Linked DNA regions of Homo sapiens: region 2 is linked to region 1. Evidence: read pairs that join two places in POLR2A ChIA-PET (ENCODE). Cell type or tissue: CD4-positive, alpha-beta T cell. All regions are shown on one strand.

Region 1 (4,000 bases):
AATTTAAATACTTTCAGCATACTTCTGTTTCCACATGTTTCCAACATGTGGAAGTTCCTAATAACTTCAAGAATAATTTTTGTGACTTAAGTACAAGTCTTTATGGCATGGTTTTAGCCTATCTTTCTTTCCTGAAACAATTCCTATTTAACAGTGATGGTAAGTTTCGTAAGAACAGGGACAGTGTTTCTTTTGTTCATTGCTGTCTCCCAAGCCCAGCCCATATTGGGTCCTCACAAGTATTTGCTGAGTGAACTTTTAGTGCAACTTATAGAACCCTTTCTAATGTGTTTTTCTCTCTCTCCCACCAACCTTCTCAACCCTAGCCTCACAGCATGGAACCACAGGTTACTCTAAATGTGACTTTTAAAAATGAAATTCAAAGCTTTCTGGTTTCTGATCCAGAAAATACAACTTGGGCTGATATCGAAGCTATGGTGAGTGTTACTTTATTTTGTTTCTCCTTGGTTTAAGCATGGTTATTTTTTCCAAAGGTAGCTATTTTTAGCAGTGTTGTTTCATAGCTGTGAAGTCTGTCATAGTTACCATTTCTGGGCCTTTTGGAAAATTGCTTTTGATAGGGTTTCAGTATTCATATATGAGATGTGCCCCAATAAAGGGAACCAACACATAAATTTCCTTTTGAACATTTTAGAAAGGGAAGGTAAAATTGTTTTTAGTGAGATAGGATTTAGAAAACCTATTAATTTTAGAACCAGTATGAGGAGTGAATTGGTGTGGACTCCACCCAACCAGATCCCAAGGAAATGTTCTCTTGTGTGAGGATATGACTTGTGTTTTGCACAAGGATATAACTTGTGTTTTGCAAGAGCCTATCAATTGTTTTTATTGCTAGGTCAGAGGTTGAGTATCTCAGAGTTGAGCAGGAAAAACTTTCATACCTGCTTAGACAGCAGTTCACCTGTTCCGTTTTTTTGCTAAGGCTTTTCCTCCTCTTGGTTTGCCCTTTGTACTCTTCTGTTTTTGTTCAGTTTGCAGTGGTGAATGTTTTACTTCCTGTGTTGACTGTGTTTCTCTCTGAAACCCTTTGGTAAAAATCTACGTTTACCTGGTTATATCTGATGATAACTAAAAAGGGAAAGAAATGGTAGATCTTAAAAGATGATCTGAGGTAGTTGTCTGCCTTCCAGCAAATACCTGTTCATACTGTCCTATCAGTGACAGTGAGACCCGTCTCAAAAAAAAAAAAAAGATTGGATTCAGAAAGAAGTTAGATCTTGTTTGCCAAAAGATGTGAAAATCAGTTATCTTTCTTTTCCTAGTAGTTAAATGAGCTGACAGCTTGCCTTTTTTCTTCCTTGTAAATTTTAAATTGTATAAGTATAATACATGCCCATTTTAAGAAGAGAAACCATCTCAAGCAGTTAATAGCCCTCCATTCTCCCCCCCCTCATCTGTTACTCCCACCTTCTTTGGGTAACCAATGTTAACAGCCCTGTATGTACTTTAAATTTTCCATGTTCATGCAGATATCATACTAGGATCATACTATAAACATTATTTGGCCAGGCACAGTGGCACACGCCTAGAATCCCAGCACTTTGGGAGGCCAAGATGGGTGGACCACTTCAGCTCAGGAGTTTGAGACCAGACTGGGCAACATGGTAAAACCCCATCTCTACCAAAAAAATACAAAAATTAGCTGGGCCTGGTAGCAGGCACCTGTGGTTCCAGCTACTCCGGAGGTTGAGGTGGGCGAATTGCTTGAGTGCTGGAGGTTGAGGCTGCAGTGAGCCAAGATCAAGCCACTATAATCCAGCCTGAGCGACAGAGTGAGACCCATCTCAAAAAAAAAAAAAAAAAGATATTTTTCGTTTTTTTTTTTTCTTATCTTGAAACTTCAGGAGATATCCATCTATACACATAACTTATACACTGTTCTACAGGATAAACTCTGTCCTATACAAATGTGAGATTAATGGGTCACAAAGCATTTTATTTGAAATTTTAATAGATTCTGCCAAATGCTTTGCAGAACAATTGTAGCAGCACACAGAAATACATGACAGTGTCCTGAAGTTTTGACAACACTGGATGTTATGGCTTTAAAAAACATTTGCTGTTCCCTACCCCACACCCCACCCAAAACACACACACACACACACACACACACACACACACACACACACACACACAGTTTGGTATTCTGATGAGATGTCATCTCATTGCTTCAATTTGCATTGTTCTGACCACCAGAAAGTTTGAAAGTCTTCTGATGTATTTGTTAGGTGTTCTGATTTCCTCTTGTATGAATTTTATGTATATTTTTACCTGGGTTGTTAATTGTATCATTAGCAGTTTTGCTGGTACTCTGGGTGTGTTGCAGATATTAACCCTTTGTTATGGGTTATTAAGGTTGTTTGTTGTTTGTCTTTTGATTTTGTGGGTTTTTTTTACTTTGACTTCTGTGTACATTATAACCTGCCTTTAAATATGTATCTCTTTTATAGGTAAAAGTTTCATTTGATCTGAATACTATTCAAATAAAATACCTGGATGAGGAAAATGAAGAGGTAAAATATATTATGGCACTTATTGCTAGGTGTTCAGAATAGGGATCTTATTTCTCCAGTGATATGGGCTTTAATAATTCAAAATAGTGTTTAGCTTATTTGTGTGGTGGTTTAAATATATTTGATAACTGAATATTCTAAGAAGACTTGCAGCATCTGAGATGGAGTTGAGAAATGGAGAAGCAACACTGAAGAATATCTCAGAGATAACTTTCACTTAAAAAAAAAAAAAGGAAACAGGGTCTCACTATGTTGCTCAGGCCAGTCTTGAACTCCTGGGCCCAAGCAGTCCTCCCACCTCAGCCTCCCAAAGTGCTGGGATTATAGGTGTGAGACACCCACCATGCCTGGCCTGGCCTGAGAGAACCTTTTTTTTTTTTCTTTTTTTTTTTTTGTGAGATGAAGCCTCACTCCATAACCTAGGCTGGAGTGCAGTGGTGCGATCTCTGCTCACTGCAACCTCCAGCTCCTGGGTTCAAGTGATTCTCCTGTCTCAGCCTTCTGAGTAGCTGGGATTACAGGTGTATACCACCACGCCTGGCTAATTTTTGTATTTTTAGTAGAGACGGTATTTCACCATGTTGGCCAAGCTGGTCTCGAACTCCTGGGCTCAAGCGATCAGCCCACCTCGGACTCCCAAAGTGCTGGGATTACAGTTGTGAGCTACCACACCTGGCCAAGATAACTTTTAAAATTATATAGTGACCTTAAGTTCACATATAGCACAAGCTACCACTTAGTTTATAATAATACAAATATAATGGCTAAGCTTTTTTTTTTTTTTTTTTTAAAGAGGGTCTCACTCTGTTGCCCAGGCTGGTGTGCATTGGCATAGCTTGCTGCAACCTAGAGCTCCTGGGTTCAAGGAATCCTCCCATCTCAGCCTTCTGGGTAGCTAGGACATACCTCTCTGCATCTGGCAAAATTTTTTAATTCTTTGGAGGGATGGAATCTCACTTTGTTGCTCAGGCTAATGGCTAAGCTTTATTGAGTGGTTACAGTGTGTCAGACTAGCCACAGTACCATGTATTGAGTACATTATTATCATCACTATTTTACTCATGAGGAAACTGAGGCACAGAGAGGTGAAAATAACTTGTCCAAATGCACAAAAACTTGGAAGTAGTAAAGTAGCCGTTCAGTCCATACCCTCTGGCTGTAGAACTCAAGCTCCTAACTGTTATATTGCACTGCCTTTTAATGTATCTGAAATAAAGGAGGGCACAGTAGATAAGCAATAAAATTTCTTAAGTGTTATTCATGACTAGCAAGTGATATGGAAAAGCTGAACGCTTGGCCTGAGTTTTTGTCTGTCCTATGGGGCTGGTCCTAGTAACAGAAATGCTCAACTGATGAGACACTTATAATTCACTGTTGCTTTTTTTCCTTTTATAGGTATCCATCAACAGTCAAGGTGAGTCCCTAAGAGAGTCTGTTCAGCCTTGTTTAAAAACCTTAATCTGCTC
Region 2 (4,000 bases), 59 kb before region 1:
AATGGTGCGATCTCGGCTCACTGCAACCTCTGCCTCCCAAGTTCAAGTGATTCTCCTGCCTCAGCCTCCCAGGTAGTTGGAACTACAGGCGTGCGCCACCACGCCCGGCTGATTTTTCGTATTTTTAGTAGAGTTGGGGTTTCACCATGTTGGCCGGCTGGTCTTGAACTCCTGACCTCAGGTGATCCGCCTGCCTTGGCCTCCCAAAGTGCTGGGATTACAGGTGTGAGCCACCATGCCCAGCCCCAAGTGTCTTCTGATCTATAGGTGTCTCTTACTTTTTCTCCCTTGTCATTTATTTTTAAAATTAGGTCATTTGACCTGTGGAGTTTCCCCCATTCTGGATTTTGCTGATTGTATAACCCTATGGTGAGGTTTAACTTGTTCCTCTAGCCTTATTTCCTATAAACTAGACTTACAGGCTTAATCATTCAGGTTCAACTTTCTGGCAAGAACACTTTACAGATGGTACTGTGTACTCTTATTAGATCACTTCAGAAGAGGCATGATGTTTGGTTTGTGATTACTTTGTAAAAACAGTGTAATAAGTACTCACTAAAGGAAATTTAGAAAATGATAAGCTTAAGGCCGGGCATGGTGCCTCATGCCTGTAATCCTAGCACTTTGGGAGGCTGAGGTGGGTGGATCACCTGAGCTCAGGAGTTCCAGATCATCCTGGACAATATGGTGAAACCCTGTCTACGCTAAAAATACAAAAATTAGCCGGGCGTGGTGGCGCATGCCTGTGGTCTCAGCTACTTTGGAGACTAAGGTAGAAGGATCACTTGAATCCTGGAGGTGGAGGTTGCAGAGTGAGCCAATATCGTGCCACTGCACTCCAGCCTAGGTGACAGAGGAAGACTCTGTCTCAAAAAAAAGAAAATAAGGCCAGACACGGGGGCTCATGCTTGTAATCCCAGCACTTGGGAGGCCGAGGCGGGCGGATCATGAGGTCAGGATTTCGAGACCAGCCTGGCCAACACAGTGAAACGCTGTCTCTACTAAAAATACCAAAACTAACTGGGCATGGTGGCATGCGCCTGTAATCCCAGCTACTTGGGAGGCTAAGGCAGGAGAATCGCTTGAACCGGGGAAGTGCACGTTGCAGTGAGCCAAGATCGCGCCACTGTACTCCAACCTGGGCGACAGAGCTGGACTCCATCTCAAAATAATAATAAGCTTAAAAATAAAAACTTCAGAAAATACATCACCCAAGTTCCCATCCCTACCTGTCTATCCACAAAACCAAGGCATTCCTGAGATTAGTTCATTTATTATACTAATATAACAAGTGTTTATTAAGTATCTACTACTATATTCAAGTACTATTCTAGGAGATAGAAATGTAGCAGTTTACAAAATAAAGCCTGCTCTCATAGAGCTCATATTCTAGTGTGGTAGACAGTTGATACGGAATTAAAGAATACATGGGAATAAGTGCATTAAAGAGAAAAATTAAGCAGGGTAAGGGGAAACAGGTAGTTCAATATCTATGTGGGGGTGAGATGTACATGGGGGGAGTCAGGAAAGGTTTCACTGAGGTGAGACTAGAGGATAGCTTAATAATGTAAAGAAACACACTATGCAACAATTAGGGGAAGAGCATTCCAAGAAAGAGGGAGCAGAGAAGGCAAACCCTGAGCAGGACCATGCCTGTGTATGCAGGACATCAGATAGGTCAAGGTGCTAAAATGTAATAATCCAGGAGGATATTGTAGGGAAAGACTATCAGAGAGGTAGCTGGTAACTTCTGGTAGGAACCTATAGGCTATTTTAAATCTTTAGCTTTATTCTGGTCTTTTTAATTTTCTTTTTTTTTTTCAGACAGAGTCTCGTTCTGTCGCCCAGGCTGGAGTGCAGTGGCACCATCTCGGCTCTCTGTAACCTCCGCCTCCTGAATTCAAGTGATTCTCCTGCCTCAGCCTCCCGAGTAGCTGGGACTAAAGGCATGCACCACCATGCCTTGGCCTCCCAAAGTACTGGGATTACAGGAGTGAGCCACCATGCCAGCCATCTTTTTAATTTTTAATGTTAATTAATTTTTGTAGAGACAGGATCTCACTATGATGCCCATGCTGGTCTTGAATGCCTGGCATCAAGCAATCTTCCTGCTTCGGCTTCCCAAAGTGCTGGGATTACAGGTGTGAGCTACTATACCCGGCCTTTAGCTTTCTTCTGAATGTGAACCTTTTTTTTTTTTTTTGGAGATGGAGTCTCACTCACTCTGCTGCTCAGGCTGGAGTGCAGTGGTGTGGTCTTGGCTCACTGCAACCTCTGCCTCTCGGATTGAAGTGATTCTTGTGCCTCAGCATTCCAAGTAGCTGGGACTACAGGCGCGTGCTGCCACACCCGGCTAATTTTTTTGTATTTTTGGTAGGGAAGGGGTTTCACCATATTGCCCAGGCTGGTCTTGAAGTCCTGACCTCAAGTGATCCATCTGCCTCGACCGGGATTACAGGCGTGAGCCACTACACTTAGCTCTAAATGTGAATTTTTGAAACGGATTTTTTGGATAAAGTCCAGGCAAGATATCAAAGAACGACTAACCTGGCAGTGTGACAAGAATGTGGTTTTTTCCTTAAATATTTAACTTTTTAGAAAAGGATCACAAGGGCCAGGTGCGGTGGCTCACGCTGTAATCCCAGCATTTTGGGAGGCCAAGGCGGGCCAGCCTGGGTGACAGAGAATCCATCTCAAAAAAAGAAAAAAAAAAAAGAAAAGGATCACAAGAAAAGCTTGTGGACAGTAACCTTATTGTGAAGGGTTGTAATACAACTCTTGTAATCATGGGGTTTTTGACATAGCACAGGGCAGTGAAAAGAAAAACAATGAACTAAGTCAGGAGGCTGGGTTTCTACTACCAGTTGTGTATATAAGCAGAGCCACCTTGGGCTAACCACTCTACCTGAACCTGTTTCCTTCTCTTGCCATTCACCCTGCCAGACTCCTTGGGCTATTGCAAGAATAAAATTAAATGCTACTTGGGAAAATGCTTCACAACCTGAGATGACTTGGGAAAAATGCTTCACAACCTGAGATAACTTGTACCAACATTGGTATTATTACTGGGACCAAATGTGACTTTAAAAAGAAAAACAACCTTGACAAAGAAAACTCTGATTGGTTACTAAATCCCTATTTCTGAGATAAGCTACATTTCAAAGAAATTCTCCGTAAAAGAAAAATTGGATTCAGTTATCATACCAGATGGCTTTCATTCTCACCACTGACTCAATTCTGAAACAATTATATTTCAGTATGGTAATTATAATCTAAACTATATAAACACACTGTAAACACAAACTTTGAACAGATGAAAACTCCGATATGTAAAAAGGTAATGAATGTTGAAGGAAGACTGTGAAAAGGGAAAAGAAAAAAAATTAAAATGTTCCCCTTCTAGGTCCTGATGAGAGTAAATGTTTACTATAAAAATGATTCAAATATTTTAAACACTTTTCAAACCAGGCAATATTTTAGGCCTACTGTATATTTGCATTTTGAGCTTCCAATACGGATAAGTGACTGGAAAAAGCAGCTAGGTTTAGGTTGAAAAACAACAACCCACCGGGGAACACATTTTAGCAAATTCTTCTGAAAGTCAAAAATGTTATAGTCATAGGTAAAAAGTTACAAAGAACTACCAATTGTCAGAAATAGCTGCCAATATTGACTTAGAAGACAGCAGAAGGAATTTTAGTTCAAGAAACCTAAAACAGGCTGAAAACCTTACCTACCCTATAGCTACCACAAATAACACTGTTTCCAGTCATGATCATTCCTGATCACATATTAAGACATAACTGCAAATTGTGCTATACTGTACTATATTAAAAGGAAGTGAAATATGATCCCTATCCTAGAACTTTCCATACAAATGAATGTAAAACACCATAAAAATTAATCTTAAGGCCGGGCGCGGTGGCTCACGCCTGTAATCCCAGCACTTTGGGAGGCCGAGGTGGGCGGATCACGAGGTCAGGAAGTGGAGACCATCCTG

Evidence for each region. ChIA-PET counts read pairs that join two places held together with the same protein. Peaks named below come from ENCODE experiments on the same cell type or tissue, not always from the same donor. Only the 100,000 strongest peaks of a DNase experiment are listed, where the experiment ranks them.
Region 2: POLR2A ChIA-PET joins it to region 1 with 9 read pairs; 23 of 35 experiments call an interaction of 5 or more read pairs at or near these places.

The regions. Positions count from the first base shown.
Region 1 is chr17:43,175,465-43,179,464 of GRCh38, forward strand. It overlaps NBR1 (NBR1 autophagy cargo receptor), which reads left to right. Exons shown (of 21, transcript NM_005899.5): 2 at 327-437; 3 at 2,472-2,534; 4 at 3,930-3,948. The coding sequence starts at 336. Among named protein-coding and RNA genes, the nearest start is that of NBR1, 6.3 kb to the left of the region's middle. In CD4-positive, alpha-beta T cell, no CTCF peak of the experiment used is centred here; no DNase peak of the experiment used is centred here; H3K27ac peaks cover 1,182 bases.
Region 2 is chr17:43,116,574-43,120,573 of GRCh38, forward strand. The region is part of intron 2 of BRCA1 (BRCA1 DNA repair associated); the gene reads right to left. Among named protein-coding and RNA genes, the nearest start is that of BRCA1, 6.8 kb to the right of the region's middle. RefSeq lists a silencer at 3,164-3,358 and an enhancer at 3,384-3,488. In CD4-positive, alpha-beta T cell, no CTCF peak of the experiment used is centred here; no DNase peak of the experiment used is centred here.